2 separate regions of the Mus musculus genome follow, and region 1 is linked to region 2. A link is a loop called in an ENCODE intact Hi-C map of the cell type or tissue named here. Cell type or tissue: left cerebral cortex. All regions are shown on one strand. Links, peaks and the distances in the headings refer to the core of each region. The heading gives the core; the rest is flanking DNA.

Region 1 (8,000 bases), core at 1-8,000, 80 kb before region 2:
GTTCGAAGGTTGGTAGCTCTTGCTGGGAAGTTGAGACTCGCGGCCACGTGCAGGGTGAGGTAATGGGAGAGTCGGAGACTTCCTTAGGGGCCAGAGGATAGAGGACATCCCCGGCAAACCTGCTCTGGTGCAAGCCCTAGCTGAATTACTTGGGCAAGCCCCTTGGGTCTCAAACACAGTTTACTCATCTCTGAACTAGTTGGGGGAGCCCATCTAGGCTGCTGCGTGGGCCCAGAAGTCCTGCCAGGAGTCTGGTTAGCATCCCTGGGCTCTCTCTCTCCGTGGAGGCCCACGGGGCCTTCCACCACCCAGTTTTGAGGATGGAATTGTTCCCAGCAGATGTAAATATCCATGGGCTCAAGTCCAGTCAGAGCTGCCGGAGCTCCGTGGAGGAGCCGCGCCCGCCGTTGGCTCAGTGAGGAGCTGTGTCCTCCAGTGAGGAGGCCTGTCATTGGCTCGGTGTTGGCTCAGTGGAGGAGCCGTGCCGTTGGCTCAGTGAGCATGTGCTATCCGTGTGTGTGGCTTTCCGTTTACAGCCTTATTCTCCTCCGCATATCCTGGCACCACAGGTCTGGCTGCTGTACCCCTGACTCTCATGCTTGTTGGGACTCCTTGGGGGGGGGGGGCGGGTAGCAGGTGCTGAGGTCTGAGTTTGGCACAGACCATCTTTGTCAGCTTGCTGTGGTCCTGTTTCATGATGCAGGCACTGCCAGGCCTGGAGGAGATCCAGCTCAGCAAAGGAGGAGGCTCATCTGAGGCTTTGACGGAGCTGGAGGCAAGGCTAGGGCAGGGCCAGAGACAGCCCAGATCCCTGCCATGCCCACAGCCTGTGACCTGGCTGCTGACAGAGCTTCTGACACGGCGGGCCAGGCGGGGCCAGCCCTCCTTGGTTGGTGCTTCTCCCTAAAGTCTCCCTCTGCCGATTCTGGGCCTTCTATGCCTCTCCTCACACCACGGGATGCGTGTTCTCTCTAGGAAAACTCAAGTCTTCAGTAAAAACTACAATCTCAGAGCCAGTGAGATGGCTCAGTGGGTGAAGGTGCTTGCTACCAGTTCTGAAAACTCGAGTTTGATCCCTGGGACTTACAGAGTAGGAGGAGAAAACTGACTCCCGGAAGCTGTCCTCTGACCTCTGAGTTGAGCATCTGCACTCACAGGCATGCACACACGCACAACGTGATTATTTTCTATATCTGTGCTTCCCAACACTGATTTTTTTTTGTACTTTCCAGAGGACAAGTAGTTTCTCAAAACTGGCCTCTTTGCCATCATGACTTGATGTTTTAAATCACTTTCCGTGCTTATGTAATCTGTTCCTGCGGTGTCTGGGGATCGCTCCTCTGGTGGACACATCTCTTAGCTAGAGGAGTGTGTGGGACCTATAGAAAGGGCTCAGTAAAGAGCTTGCCATGCATCTATCAATCTATCATCTATCTACCTATCTATCTACATCTATATATCTATCTATCATCTATGTTTGTATGTATCTATCATCTATCTATCTATAATCTATCAATCTATCGTCTATCAGTCTATCATCTATGTATCTATCATCCATGTATCTATCTATGTATCTATCATCTATGTATATATGTATGTACCTATCATCTATCTACCATCTAGCAATAATCTATCAATCTATCATCTATCTATCTACCATCTATCAGTCTATCTATCCATTCATTTATCTTGCCTCTGCCCCTGCCTCTGACTGTCATATGTCTGTCTCTCTATAATCTATCTATCTATCTATCTATCTATCTATCTATCTATCTATCTATCTATCTATCTATCCATCCATCCATCCAACTATCCTATCCCTGCCCCTGACTCTGGCTCTGACTCTTCAATTATCTCTCTGTCTCTCTGTGCCCCTCCCTCCCTTCCTCCCTCCCTCTTTCCCTTTCTGTCTCTCTGAAGAGAGAGACTATAAGTTTATAATATAGTAAGGTTGGGTTACCAGCTGCAGGAATTTTGTAGAAAATGGGGGGAGGGTGACAGGGCTGGGTGATAGTGGTGGCTTCCGTGAGGCTGTGGTGCTCCATGAGTTCAGAGCTAGATGCTAGTAAGGACCATTTAAGGACGTGGGCAAGGAGGCATGTCCCAGCTGAAGGACTAGAAGTACAGAGCCAAACACTAGCAGGTGGCCCATGTGCCTCCCATTAAGACTGTTAGGACTCTAGCAACCAGTGAGGGGCAAGATAGGAGGGTGAGCAGGGGCCTGTGTCCCTGGCAAGCAGGTCAGAATTTGATCTTCAGCATGAGAGGTTTGGTTGGATGCTCCTTCCTTGTGTGGGTGCAGGAGGACCTGGTAGGCAGGAGGTGTGGAAAGCAGAGGACTTGGCAAGGGGTCTTGGGGCAGAGCTGCAAACTCTGCCAAGCTCCTGGAAGTCTGCTGCCTGCAGGTAGCCCCTTTCCCACCTCCCGCTCTATTTCCAGGCACTGGGCACCTGCCATTTTTTTCTTCCCTCTGCTTGAGCTGGCCATGTGGACACAAGGGGTGAAGAGGGACCCAAATCCTCCCTTGCTTTCTCAGTAGGCTGTCCACCTTCAGATATGCCGTTTCTGGAATTGGGAAGGCAAGCCAGCATGGGTGTCAACAGGTGGGGTAAGGTGTGGCAGGTAGAGTTACCAGCAGAGTACTCCTGGTACAATCTGTACTGTGATACCCAGATCCCATCCAATCCAAGGCTCTTGCTGACAACTTCCAAGGCTACATCTATGATGGGAATCTTCCAGGAACATACACTTGGAGTCCTCAGCCTAACAGGGGGTCTCAAAGTGCTCATTCCTATCCTGAGAACATCAGTGGGTGTGGCAAAGGAATTTGGGAGACCATCTCAGACAGTGTGGTCACAGCAGGACTGACATTCATTCCAGGTGCTGCCTGCCACAAATGTCTTTCCCTTTTTTTTTTTTTAATTAAAAAAAAATGTGGGCCAGTGAAATGGCTCAGTGGGTAAGGGTGATTGCTGCCAAGCCTGATGACCTGAGTTCAATCCCTGAACCCCATGTACTGGAAAGAAAGAATCCACTCCTCACAATCAATCAATCAATCAATCAATCAATCGACCAATGTAATTAAGTAAAAATTTAAGGAATGCCCTGAAATTCTCCTAACATATAACTAGCATTTTATTCTAAAAGTATTATTGTTGTTGTTTTTGACTGACCTTGATCTGATGAGCTTGCCTCAGCCTTGTCACAGCAGGGACTGCACGTGTGCACCACTGCTGTCTTCCAAACAACATTTTGAAGCTTGAAGCTCAGCGACTTCCAGCGTCTTAAATCCCCAGGAGAAACCCTGGCCCCATGAGCCCTTGCTCGCTGCCGTAGCACCTCAGGCTGGCACCCCCAACCTGCCTTTGCCTCCCTGTTCGGATTTCCTGTTCAGTACATGTTGCTCGGACACTAGGTGGTTCAGCACGGTCTTCACAGTCCGTCTACACTGTGCTGTTTTGAATCAGCAGTTCGTTCCTGGTCACAGTCAAATGTCACCTAACATGTCCGGGTCATATTGTATCTGGCAGTTCCTCTTCTGATGTGTTCCCAGTCTCTCACCCTGTCTGGCTAAAGTGAATAATGTCACTGCGAAGGGGCCTGGAGTCCATTCACTGTGTGACATGAGCCATGTCCTTTCCCTTTCTGAGCTTGGCGTAGTCCTTGTAAAAGGGAGAAGAGGACCAAGTGGTCCCTGGGGTAGGACTTCTAAGCATGTCCTCTTGGGTCTCAGGGTGTCCACCAGCCTGGCCCAGCTGACCAGCCCACTCTGACTGCGAAGAGATACCTCCCTGACCAATGGCTCCTCACCAGAAAGTACCATTCCCCCGGAGCTGGTGAAGGCAGCTCTGTCCACCTTCCATGCTGGTTGGCCAATGGCTTGTCAAAACCTTCATGACTGTGATAAATGGGAGGTGGGAAAAATTAATCCTTATTACTGGAGAAGAGCATAAATTATGTTAATTCCTGTGCTTATTATAGTTGTGTGACCTTGGGCAAGGCATGTAAGGCCTCTGAGCCTGTCTTCTGAGTAGGGCAGGACTGCGATATGTACAGGGTACTTGTCCTGTGTCATCCTCCCTTGCTGACTGAGCCCCCACCCCACTCTCTACCTGTGCTCAGCTGGTCCCCTTTTACTGGCCCTCTCAGCTTGTGCCACTTCTCTGAGGACCCATGGCCTGGCGCGTGCCATCTCTAGATGCGTGCCACAAACCACTATGAGCAGCCTCCTGCCTGGGGTCAGACAAAAGCGACAGATCTGCCCTGCCAGCCCTGGGCAAGTCTGGACCTGTCTGCTTGGCAGTGCAGAGCTGGGCCAAGCTGGTTTGCGGGCTTAGAAGGCTGCCCCAGGGAGGCTGCTCCTTAATGGGCAGCGGGCAGGTGGGCTGGGGTTTCCCTGCCCCACCCTCCCACAATTTACTGTGCCTGAGCGCCCTTACGCTGCCCCGCCTCCAGGGTGACTGTGAGTGGGCGGAGCCTCCGCGTGGGAGGCTGTGCTGAGGAAATCGTGGGGAAAGCGGTTGTGGGTACTAGCTGGGGCTAGAGTGACCCTGCTCCCCTTTATCTCCTTTGAGGAGACCATCCACAGGTGACAACTCCAGGGCAGTCCTAGGACTTTAGCCTTAGACCTTGGAGGGTGAGGACCATAGAGGGTCTTGAGTCCCACGGTAACCTGCATAACTGTGCATTACAGGCATGGTTCCAGCAGGGGGCGCCCTACACACGCTCTTACTAAGAGGAACGGATGAAGTTTGAGCTGTCTCGAAGACCTGGCGACAAGTCACAGCCTTCCCCCTCCAACATACACAAACCAAGACCTGGCTTGACCTAACCCTGGCCGTCATTGTAGGTTTAGGACACGGTGACGGCAGTCATGGCCCATTCTCTCAAAAAACTGACCCAAGACCACAAAGACTAAATTCCCTTCTCCAACAGCATCTACCCAATGTGAGGGCACATGCCCTTCTTACCCGTTTTCTGGCAGCAGAATCCGGGAATGGCGTCTCTAAAACCAAGCTTGCCTCAGTCTCACCTCCTGGACCAGAGAATGAGCTGCTTGGGAGTGGTGATGGTAGGGAGGAAGAGAAGGGGAGCTAGACAGGGAAAAGGGAGGCAAGGGGGGGGGGAGAAAGCAACGTGAGTGGAAGGACTTAGCACAGCTCTGGGGTCTCCTTGCACCATCATAGGCAGCCCCGCCGTCCACTTGGCTCGCCTGGTACTGAGGAAGGCAGGATTCCCCAATTCTCAGTGTCCTCCCTCTTCTTCCAGAATGAGCGGCAGCGTTGGGGAGATGGCCCAGACCTCTTCTTCCTCCTCCTCCACCTTCGAGCACCTGTGGAGTTCTCTGTGAGTATGGAGAACTCCGCCTCACTGGGTTTGGTTGGCTTAGCTGGCTTGGAATAAATAGGTTGGGAGAGGGGTCTGCTGAGGTAGCAGCTGCCTTGGGCCATGTCCTGTGTGCATGTGACCCACAGTCATGGTCTGTCCTCTGGCCAGTTCTCTAGAGGGCTGTGGGCACAGAGATCATGTGTATGAAGCATTTTCTAATAGTCCTGAAGGGCAAGCCGAGGGCTGGCAGGGATTGTGGGAGCTGGAAAACTCCGGAAGTCCAAGGACATATGGCTTATCTCCTGGGATGGACACACACACATGGGGTAGCCTGATATCCTGAACCAGGGGAGCACAGCGGATTCTGGAGCAGATGCTAACATCCAGTGTCCTTCCCCTCCACCCCCACAGAGAGCCAGACAGCACCTACTTTGACCTCCCCCAGCCCAGCCAAGGGACTAGCGAGGCATCAGGCAGCGAGGAGTCCAACATGGATGTCTTCCACCTGCAAGGCATGGTGAGCGGGGCTGCGCTAAAGACTGGATGTTGGTGATAAATGCGGGTTGGCTTTTCTCCGGTGGAACGAGGAAGCAGGGCTTTGGGTAGCCCACCTTGGGTCGGAAGAAAAATATGCAATGAGCTCATGGTACTGTCGATTCCTAGGTAAGAATGGATTCAAGCATGATTGGACCCAGCGGTAGGAAGAGCTTCGGGCATGGCTGGACCCAGGTGGTTCCCTGGGACCACTTCCTCTTTCACTTGCATCTCTCTTTCTCTGGTTTTTCCTGGGGTACCTTTGTTCTTTGGAAGCCTCGGCCCTCAGAGATTGTCCAACATTTTGAGGCCCCGTGGAGAGGCCACCCCTCTTTTTCCTTTGCCCAGAAACACTGCTTCTTCATGTTGGTCTGAGCATACTTGTTTGCTATGTGCCTCTGAGCTGTCCCTATCTTTCTGATTGGCCCATGTTTCTATAGCTATCTCTGGACTGGTCAGGATGAAGGGTACTAAGGCAGGCTCCTTATATTAGGAGAGGAAGATGTGGCCAGTGGAGACAGTGGTTTTATTCCTCATCTTGTGCGCTCTTTCCTGGGACCAAGAGGGGTACCAAGCAGCCAGCCTTTGGAATTTGCCTCCTATTGGGAGCTCCTCTTGGCAAGAAGACACAGTAGCTGTGGGATTCTGTTCCTGCCTCACTCTCTGGCTACCACTGCCGTGCCCTGGTGGTGCCAGGAACTGGAGGAAGGTGACTGAAGCATGCAAAGGGCAAGTGAAGGCCTCTGTTCCCGAGGAAGTCCCTCGAGGCCTTCTGTCCTCAGCATCCTCCCCTACTGGACCACCAAAGTGCTAGGATCCCAAAGGCGAGAGGGTTGGGAAAGCGTCAGGCGGGGACTTGTTGGAGGAACCCTGCAAGCACATTAAGGAAGAGCAAAGCCCAAGCCGAGTTGGCACATGTCGGCTGCAGAGGCACCAGACAGCTGAGCATGTCTCCAGTGTAGCCTTCCTCCCACTAGCACCTGATGAGCCATATGCTAGAGGCCCAGGGACTCTAGAAGCCAAGCAAAGTGTGAGGCTAACCCCTACTTGGAGGGAGAAGCCTGGCCACTTTAGGCATTAGTGAACAAGGGTTGAAGAGACAGGAGGCACTATGCCCTTACTCTCCCCTCTCTCTGTAGAGGTGGAAGGTTGGTCAGAGCCCACTGATCTCCCATGGAACTGGGTGAGACTCTCTATAGTGGCAGCCCCAGGGGGTAAGGGTATCATCCTGGTGATGCCCACTTCTCTGAGCTCTGCCTGTCCAGCCCTGATCTCTGCCAGCTCAGGAGCCTGTTTCAGAATAGCAGTTCACCTGTAAGTGTCCATTTTACAGGCAAGGGAACTGAGGCAGATGCTGTGGAAGGAGAGCCTGGGGCTTGGGGAAGAGAATGGTCCTGCATCATGGTGAGGATAGTCCCCCATCCTGCCTGTTACTCCGTAGAGACATGATTCTGACACCCATCATCTAGGATATATGTGTTCTCCAGTATAGAGGGATAGGAGGTGGCTACTAGGCTCCAGGGAGGGAGGGCCTTACACAAAGACTCTAAAGATGCCTGCTTTAGGAGTTCTGGAAGCTGCCTCCCACAGTCTAAGCTACCCAGCTTATGCCTGAGAGGGCAGAGTGCTCAGAGACCCCACTGTGACTGAAGGAAGAAGCAGGGAACAGCCCTGGGGCCCCGGAGGCTAGGGATGTGGTACCCACCCCGGCCCCAAAGATGCCCAACGTAAACGTGTTGGCGGGTGCTCCTGGGTGCTCACCTGCTGGGGCATGCTGCTCCCAGCAGGGGTAACACGGGCGGGGCTCAACACCTCCACAAACAAGGGGCCGCTTTCTCAGGTAGCAACACGCCTTGCAGTAAAGCCATGGACGAAATTCCTGGGCGCACAGCTCAGCTCCTAGAAGTGGGAATTCCCTGGAAACAGGACTTCCTGGCCTCCCTTCTGCAGGGCTCAGCTGACCCTCATGCACAGTTCTTTCAAGAGACAGCTACTGGTCCAACAGCTTCCTGTATGCTCAGAACTTCCAGCAGTCCTGACAGCAAAAATCAAGACTCAGAGATGAGTGACAGATAGGGCCATGTGGCAGCAATGCTCCAGAGCTCATCTGGACTGCAGGGAACTGGGGGTGGGGTGAG
Region 2 (9,044 bases), core at 1-8,000:
GTCATATGCCCACAGTCAGGATCAGAGCACTCAGAACCACCTCCCGGCTTCCTGGAGAGTGTCCTGGTGGGCCGGGGGAAGGTGCTGAGTGGGGAGGAGAAAGCAGGCTTTAGGGGTCCTGTACACCCTGTATCATTTTTATTAGATTTGGTTTCTAATTTTCTTTTGTCATAGGTGAGACCTGGGGTGTTGTGCACGCTAAGCAAGTACTTTACCAGAATGGAATCCAGTTTTGTTGTTTGGTTTTTGGTTTTTCGAGACAGGGTTTCTCTGTATAGCCCTGGCTATCCTGGAACTCACTTTGTAGACCAGGCTGGCTTTGAACTCAGAAATCCGCCTGTCTCTGCCTCCCAAGTGTTGGGATCAAAGGCATGCGCTACCACGCCGGGCTTGGAATCCAGTCCTTATTATATTTTAAAATTTGTATCACATGTTTCCTTAATCTCTGTCTGTCTCCTCCTTTCTCTTGTGTATACGCACACTTGAGCACGTGGATGTGTGTAGGTCAGAGGCTAATTTTTAGGAGTTGGTTTCCTCCTTCCACTATGTAGGTCTCAAATATTGAACTCAGGTCATCCATCAGTCACAATAGCAAGTACCTTTACCTGATGCGCTATCTCACTGGCTACTTTTTTACTGTCAAGGTTTAATGGATGGTGTGTGTGTGCGTGCATGTGTGTGTGTGTGTGTAGGTGTGTAATAGATGAAAGAGATTTGTCTAAACAATTGATAGTTTCTAGAGAAGGGATGGGGCAAATTGTTAAAGAGGCTGAGATGGGGCTGGAGTGTTAGCTCAGCCATTAAGAGCACTGGCTGCTCTTCCAGAGTACATGGGTTCAATTCCCAGCACCCACACAGGCAGTTACTTCACAATTACCAAATAACTTCAGTCCCATGGGATCTGATGCCCTCTTCTGGCCTCTATGAGCATTGCATGCATTTGGTGTACAGACAGCACTCAGGCAAAACTCCCATACATATAAAACTAAGCAAAACAAACAAACAAACAAACAAAAAGAGGCTGAGGTCTTCAGTGGCATCTAGAAACTGAAGTGTATACCACTTTTATTATTTTTTTTTTACAGTATTTTGAGTCTGTGTGTATATGCCTTCAAAAGCCAGAAGAGAGCATCAGGTCTCCTGGAGTTGGAGATACTGGCAGCAGTGATTCCTGTTAGGTGCTGGGGACAGAACTCAAGTCCTCTGCAAGAGCAGCATGTGCTCTTAGTCATGGAGCCATTGCTCTAGCTGTGGTGATATTTTACAGCCATGTACAGGGCTGGGAATATATCTCAGTGGTGGAGAGCTTCCCTCATTAGCATGTAAGAGGCCCTCATTTCCACTCTGTGTGTGTGTGTGTGTGTGTGTGTGTGTGTGTGTGTGTGGCGCATGTAAACACACTTTTTTAGTTTAAGAACATAAAAATAAGCAAGTTGGTATGCTAAAGCTTTTGTGCTTCGGTGTGGGGCCACCCAAGGAACTGGGCTTCGATCCAGAATATTCTAACTCTTGGGCAAGTACCACTTCCAGCCATGACACGCAGAAGCAAGAAATACTTTCCTGGCCTGCAGGCTTACTGTAGCAGGGCCAGGCATCGTTCTCGGTAGCAGCGGGGTGCCTTTCACCTTTGTTCACAGTATGAGAAGCTAAGGAATAAGATCATCCAGGCTGTCTTCAGTGTCAGTGGGAACAAGAACTTGTCCATGGAACTCTCTGATAGCTACATCCTGGAATCCCTGCAGGTGAGGGGAGTCAAGCTGTGTTCGCCACCTGAGGCTGAGGGAAGAGGAGAGGCTTGGACTCATGGAAACCCAGCTCTCATTCTGCCTATGCCTTCCATGCACTGTAACCCCAGGACAGTCCTTGAGACCAGGCTATCCCTGGGGATAGCTGTAGCATGGAGTTGTAGAACCTGAGATACAGCCTCATGGAGGAGGGGCACTCAGCTACCCTAACCCTCATCCCTGCACAGGGAGAGGGACTGGCTGCCTGTATTCTGGAAGTTGTCTGGCCAGCTCAGCTTCCTTGGTGGAGCCTTCTCTATAGAAGCTGCTGGGCCAGAGTCCTGGCACAGACTCCTCCCTCTTGGCCTCAGCCTTGCCAACTCCTATGGACCCCCAAGGCAGAAACTTTAGACAGGTCTGGGGCTGCAGCACTGTCCACCAGCCCTTGGGGCTAATCCTAGGGCTGTGCATTTCTCTACACTGTAGGGTTTTTTTTTTTAAAGGGATAGGCATGCCTACTCTGAAGGTATTGGGCACCAGAGTCCTGGGGATCACTGAGGTACCAGGCTGCTCTGGTTGCGGCCACATGTGACATAGGGTCGCATCTCACTAGCAGCCAATCTGTTCCCAAGGTCTAGGCCTTCTGTTATATTGCCCTGTGAGCCCAACATTCTGGCATTTCCCTGTAGCTCATGGGGAGTGAGCCTGAGTCACTGCTACCTCTGAGGAGTAGGACCCTGGGGACAGGACTATGGCCTGTGTCTGCTGGTGGGGAGGGAAGTGGGACAGGGCAGAGTAGATGCCTGAGGTCCCATAACTCTTTCTGCTAGGAGTGAGGACAGAGCTGGGGAGGGACCAGATGGCCCTTCTGCACGAGATCAGACAGCTTTCTGGTCTGTAGGCATCTAAGGCATATTCCCTTCAGTGCCGTGTTGACCAAAGGGGTGGGTTTATAGTGAAGGTTAGACACAAGCCTACTCCTGGGACAAGCACATTGTCACTTTCCACCCTGCCTCCTGTGGCATCACAGCTCCGGCAGGGACACACACTTCAGAGGCAGAGATCTCTGCCTTTGTTTTGATATGGGTTTGCTCTTGCCTGCTGCAGCAAGTCCTGGGGTGGGGGTGGGAGACCTCCTTGCAGAGCTGAGAAAGCACCCACTGACTATGTTTCTTGTTCAGAGGATCATCTCGGAGAGGAGTGACTTCTACAGTCAGCTGAAGCAAAAGGGCGTGAAGGTGCCCCCACTACAGCAGTCAGATGTCTCCCTGCCTAGCAAGATCAAGAAGATGGCATCCAAGTGATACAGCATGCCCAGCTGAGACCAGGACCCTGCTGGCAAAGCCAGTCTATGTGGCTAGTTCTGTGATAGATAATTAAACCTTAGAGTTGGCCACCGTCTCATCTCTCTGGTACCTACAGGACCTCATTCTCTGCACCTGAACCACCCAGGTCATGTCCCCTCCCACTGCACCCTCCTCTGGGTCAGAGGCTGGGTGCCCCCATGCTCCTTCTGATCCAAACTTCTGCTGGGGCATGCTCTTGCTACCGGGGCCCCTTTGGAAGATGGAGAAAGGGTGGGAGGCAGGAGGCAGTAGAGCTACAGAGGACATCTTCCCAATCCTTGGGCTCCTGCGGTCTGTGGGTCATGAAGTCTGTACCACGTGTTCTGCTCAGTAGAGCGCTCACTCACCTGCTGGCTCTTCATCCACATCTTGCGCACCCGCTCTTCTGCTACTGCAGCTCCCCTGCACTGGGTGCCACCAGTTCAAAGGGGCCATCTCTGTCTTCCATCTGGAGAGTGCCCAGGCTCTACCTGGGAGCACGGAACTGAGCCTGAGCTCCAGTCCGACTCTGCGAGGCTGGGAAGGACCTGGCGCCCTCTGCAGGCGTCTGGGATGGCTTGTACGGTTCTGCAGCAGGCTGGGAAAAGTCCGAGGGGGGTCCGCCCCTCCTCATCTAGACTAGACTTCCTTGGCGACTGTGACTGCAGGCTTCCCAGGCTGGCCTCTCTCCCTTGGCCCCGCCCTTCAGACCCTGCCCTCTCCCCGGCCTCGGCCCCGCCCCCGTCACCCCAGGGGGCTGGAGAAGCCTCCCTGGCGTGCGGGCGGCCCTTGCAAGAGGCACAGGTGAGTCGCACTCGGTAGAGACCGCGGCTTCCCTCCCGCACAGCCCAAGGAGGTGGGCCTGGCAGCACGCCCCACCATTCCCTGTCCTCCGGGGCCAGAGCTTCCCTGGCCGGAGAATTCCGGACTGGGAAGGGTTAGGGAGGCCTAACCACCCAAGGCTGTCAGGCCTGGAACTGCCGGCTCAGCTCCTGGGGTGGGGGTGGGGTGGAGGGATCACCCTTGGGGCCAGTTTCTTCCTTTCCTCTAGCTGACTGCTCCTCTCCTCGCCACTGTTTTCTTTATTTAAGGCTCGAAGCACCAACCTTACCTCTCAGCATAATTGGTTTGCCCTGCTGGGGAAAGGTGGGATCCATTGAACAGACCCTGACAGCCTTCCTGAGCACCGGAGGCTTCCGACGCGCCTTTGTAAGTTGGGGTCTCAGAGGTGCTCCGTGGGCAAACCGGTTTAATGAGCAGCTGCATGTTGGATTCCCTCCAGGGGACACTCTGTGTTTGAAAGGGCCTTGTAGGCCCTTCCGACTGCGTCTATGACAGATTACCACGAAGGAAGCCTAGACTAGCCTGGCCCAAAGAGCTCACTGCTATCTGGCGGCCTGTCCAGCCAAAGATAGTCTGCAAATAACAGGATCCTACCACCTCAGGCTTGAACAAACTGGGGAGACTCTCTTCACACCCCAAAGTCTACAAGTGGGCAGGTTTTGCTGTAGATTTAGATAGCCCTATTGAGGCGAGTGTTGCATGGATATCTAGACTGCATATGTGGGTGTAGCAGCTCCAGCCATCACACAGGCAGGAAAGAGGTGGCTACTCTTAATTTGGGGAAAGCAAAAGTCCCCTCTCCCCACATTCCACTGTAGAGAGCACTTTGCCCACAACTGGTGACACGGTAAAGGGGGGATTGGGATCTTTAACCTGTCTCAGCCTAATGTGGCTGCCACAGGAGGAAGGGACAGCCCTGTGCAAGCAGCTGGCAGATTCTTTCTGAAACAACAGCCCGCCCACACTCCAGCAACACTCTGTCACCTCAGGCTGTCAGTCAGAGGCTCCACCAGAAGACACGCGCGGCTGTTAAGATGGTGCCCTTCCTCTTCCCATTCAGCCGAGCGTCCTGAGGTTCTGGAGCCCAGAACCTCAGCCCATTTCCTGCAGCCCAGTGGCCTGCTGTACCTTCAGGTACACAGGGTTATGTAGGACGGGCTGTATCCCCAGTGCCCCCGCTGCTGGGAGACAGGGTCCGGGTCCTGGAGCTGGGTGCCACAAGGGAACATTGGGTACCCAGTACCTAACTTTATCCGTATCTCACGGCCTGTACTTCTAGTATGTGCCCTGCTCCCTTTAGGTAAACACGAGGTAACAGGAGAGGTCAGAGGGTAAATGACATGCTAGTGTCCACTATAAGCCTGTTGGCAGTAGGTCGGAGCAACCATGCATGGCAGTGATGTCACTGTGTCTGTCCTTTTCCTGGGGTGGCTGGCCCTGGGGGAGTCAGGGATGGTTTGGTGCTAGGAACCTTTCTGTTCTGGGCACTCGTGTGTCTTTATTTCCTGCCCATCTACAGCCCTCTGGAGCCCCCGCACCCACAGAAGCCCTGCCTGACTCCTCTCAGAAGCAGCAGGTGGAGGAGGGGCTGAGGACAGCTGCTGCGGGGCCTCCTCCCTGGCTGGCTGGGCTGGCCGTACCAGACACCAGCCACTGCTCATCCCTCCCCTTGCCAGCCTCTCTGGAGAGCAGCTCCAGGCCTTATCTGTAGGGCTGGGGAGGAAGACGGTTATCAGGTTGTTGGCAGCTACACTTTCCTGGTCTCTGAAGGCTGCACTGGCTGTCTCCCCTGATAAATAGGAGGTAGGAGAGCCCCTCAGAGGCCCCAGTTGTAAATGCAGAGGCTTACTTACATTCCCGAGGGTCAGGGCTGGCCACCACCCTGCCTCCCTGGGCTGGAATTCCTTATCAGGTTCTTCTGATGTGACCCTGAGCTAGTTTCTGGTTATCATTGGCAAATCCCTTCCCCTCCTTCCAGGCAGACCCTCCCCAACCAGCAGCTTCTGTGAGTCTGGCCTGATACCTGCCTTATCTCCTCCCTGAATGTGGTAGCTCCACCCCAGGCCTACAGCATGCAGTCCCAGGAGAGTGGTGTTCACTACAGCAGGTGGGACAGCAGCAGCCGGGATGAAGTCAGCATGACCGCCATGTCCAGCTCGGAAGAAGCCTCATGCTATAGGAGGTACAGTTCCAACAGGCCAGCAGCTCCCACTGACCTGACCAGCTTTGTTCAAGCCCAGCCCGTCCAGGTGCCCACGGCACCTTTGAGCAGATAGGTAACTCCCACCTATAGCATAGCACTCAGGTCTAACCTCTGCCCATCTTTTCCCGATCTAGCCCGCCGCTTCCCCACCCATGCCCACTCGGGAACCTCCCCGTATCGTTGGTGTGGGCTCACTGGCTGTTCTTATTCTAGGATCTCCCAGAAGCTGTGCTCTGGCAAGCTGGGGATAGCCATGAAGGTGCTGGGTGGAGTGGCCCTCTTCTGGATCATCTTCATCCTGGGTTACATCACTGGCTACTACGTGCACAAGTGCAAATAAATGCTGCCCCACTCCCAGCCCTGGGGATTCCCTCCCATGTACACAGGCCATTTGTGCAGACACTCCTCCATACAGACCCCAGGGCATATGAAGATGCCAGTGTGCACTGTCAACATGGCTCCCCATCTCCAGTACACAGGGTAGACCCAAGACTGAAACCCCAGCCCAGGCAGCCACCAGCGAGAGTCACACAGGCTGGAGACTAGGCTAAGCTCCAGCTGAGCAGCAGGGAACCACCCCCACCCCCCACCCCCAGGTTGGGCTTTGTGCCCCGATTCCTTTGGCCAGTGCTCCATCTTCCCCAGCCTAGGCCCGTCCCTAGCTGAGGTTGGAATGAGTGATGGTCTGTGCAGGGGGGTGCTTGGCAGCCCTCAGGGGTGAGCTTCTCCCTGTGGGCAGGGCTCCTGGTCTTTTGGCCTTCCAGATTCCTGGTTGTGCAGGATGGGCCCTGAATAACGACTGTGGCTCCTATTTTTTCCAGGGCACACAGACAGGGCCTCAAATCTTTCTGTGCAGGGCACAGGGGCTTACCACCTCAGGGATGGCCCGGAGAGAAGCTGTGTGCCCTACCGGCTGCCTCCCCACCAGCCCCCACTCCTTAGAGACTGTAGACAAATCACTGCTGAAGGAACAGTGGGTGACAGACTCTCTCCACTAGCACTGCCCAGCCAGGCATGACTTGTTCCAGGCCTGACCCTCCTCCACAGCTCCTCCTGTTTGGCTCTGTCTTGGAATGTGCCCCTCCTGACTGGGCCTTCTCCCAAGAACACAGAGACCCAAGGGTCAGGATGTGGCTGGACCTGTTCCCTCCTTACTGGACCATGTGAGGACATGACGCTGAACAAGGGCACTGTGACTCGATGGGGACTTTGGTCCCCTCTCCAGTGGCCCATGTAGAACTTCTCTGGACCACACCTTGTTCCCAGTATGCTGTGAATTGGCGCAAGGCTGGCGGGCTGTGGCTAGAAAACTGTGAGGTCTGCACACTGACCTGAGAGGGTGGCAGGCACAGGGGCTGCTGCTATCAGTGGCCAAAGGAAGGAGGCCAGAAGCCAACCCCTGCTTCTCCCTGGCCAGCGAGGCTGGTATGGCTGGCCTCCTCATCCTAAGAGGCTCCTGGTTAGGCCCGACCTAAGCTTCAGTGGTCCTTGTGTGGGAGATTGCAGTAGAGCTACTCCAACTGACCTGGACCTCTGTAGTACAAGTCTAGACCCCAAGTCTAACAGACAACTCCACCCCCACCCCTCCACTCACAGGCTCCAAATGAGGTAAGACGGTGGTGTGTTCTCCACCTCACCCGCACCCCCCAGTCCTGAGCTGCCGCAAGGCGGGCATCGCAAGGCGGGCATCGGGAGGAAGTCCCAGTGAAGGACCCCCTAAGGCCTAGTGGAGCTCTTGTCAAGAGGTCATCTTTGGAGCAGGTGTGTAGCAAGACAGGGCAGACATGGCTGAGCCAGGGACATGGGTGCAGTAGAGAGGTGACAGGAAGGAGTAGTATTTGATGCAGGAGGCACCATGTGGAAGGAAAGGAACGGGAGCACTGTCCTCAGGCGTCTCCTGTAGTCCCGGGCTGACAGTGAGGCGGGCTTCCAGCCACATTCTGCACTCCACACTGGGTCAGGTGCTCCCAGCCCACTCCTGGCAGCTGCCCAGTAATCTTGCGGAGCTGCTCAGTGAGCCCCATGGTCATGGACACCCTACCCTGGTGGGGGTTCGGGCTGCTCTCCCATGTATGATGTCTGCTACACCTGAGGACTGGTGAACTGCAACACTGTCCTGGGAGACGCATGTGCTAAGGCTGCTGATGCAGAGATGTCGTTACCAAGGGTTTTTATTAGAACAAAGAGGCGTTCTGCTTGAATCTGTAAAAACAGTTTCAAAAATCTCAATGAATCTCACACCTGGGCTGGGCTGGGCTGGAGGGAACAGCAGGAACTGGGGGGAGACAGGGTGAGCACAGGATAGCTCCACCCTAAACACTTAGTAGGTGAGTACTTGCCACAGCCACTCAAAGGGACCTGTGAGCAGCCGTGTCTCATGGAGAACAGCTACCAGCGTTGTCCAGGGTCTGCCACGAGGAGCCTGGAGCTTCACTAGTTCTGACAGCTAACGGCTCTCGCACGGCCTTAGGATGAAAGCCGCACGCAACCCCAAACAGGTGTTCTTTTACAGAAGGTAGAAATGGTCCTTTAAGGTCAGAGGTCACCAACGAGAAGGTGTCGAGGGGGAAGGCTGAGGGTCTGGTTCTCTTCTCAGCCAGATGGCAAGGCACGGGGCCACCAAGTCCTCTGTGCAGCTGCTGGGTCCTTAGGACCAGGCACTGTGGCTCGAGGGATGGCAGCTGTGTGCTGGTACAGATGCGTACACATGCGGAGATGGGATGTGCGCAGTCAGGATGCACAGAGATGGGACATGAATAGTGGGACACGCTGACATGGAGCCTGCAGGGCCATGTGTGAGGCACAGTCCACGAAGCATCTGTCTGACTACAAAGGACTACACGGACATAGATAACTTCCTTGGCCAAGGCGCAGATGTGCCAACAACGACCAGCACTACAGTTCCAAGCACAGCCGTGGAAGGCAGATGCTGCCCTGGGAGCATGGCGG

Evidence for each region. Hi-C counts contacts between places; a loop is a spot of excess contacts. Peaks named below come from ENCODE experiments on the same cell type or tissue, not always from the same donor. Only the 100,000 strongest peaks of a DNase experiment are listed, where the experiment ranks them.
Region 1: a loop joins it to region 2, with 4 times the contacts of the local background. A loop is called at or near these places in 3 of 42 quality-filtered maps.

What each region holds. Positions count from the first base shown.
Region 1 is chr4:154,102,165-154,110,164 of GRCm38, reverse strand. It overlaps Trp73 (transformation related protein 73), which reads left to right. Exons shown (of 14, transcript NM_011642.4): 2 at 5,269-5,346; 3 at 5,740-5,845. The coding sequence starts at 5,291. Among named protein-coding and RNA genes, the nearest start is that of Gm26036, 28 kb to the left of the region's middle. In left cerebral cortex, for the core only: a CTCF peak has its summit at 4,702 (motif pointing right); DNase peaks (open chromatin) are centred at 427, 4,710 and 6,812.
Region 2 is chr4:154,020,718-154,029,761 of GRCm38, reverse strand. Smim1 (small integral membrane protein 1) reads left to right here and starts at 3,718. Exons shown (of 4, transcript NM_001163721.1): 1 at 3,718-3,853; 2 at 4,141-4,258; 3 at 5,871-6,074; 4 at 6,309-9,044. The coding sequence starts at 5,965. The coding sequence ends at 6,435. It overlaps Ccdc27 (coiled-coil domain containing 27), which reads left to right. Exons shown (of 12, transcript NM_001033455.2): 11 at 1,638-1,742; 12 at 2,906-3,118. The coding sequence ends at 3,028. It overlaps Lrrc47 (leucine rich repeat containing 47), which reads right to left. Exons shown (of 7, transcript NM_201226.1): 7 at 8,250-9,044. In left cerebral cortex, for the core only: CTCF peaks have their summits at 906 (motif pointing left) and 3,617 (motif pointing left); DNase peaks (open chromatin) are centred at 4,834, 5,477, 6,691, 7,097 and 2 more places; H3K4me3 peaks cover 1,228 bases; H3K27ac peaks cover 4,651 bases.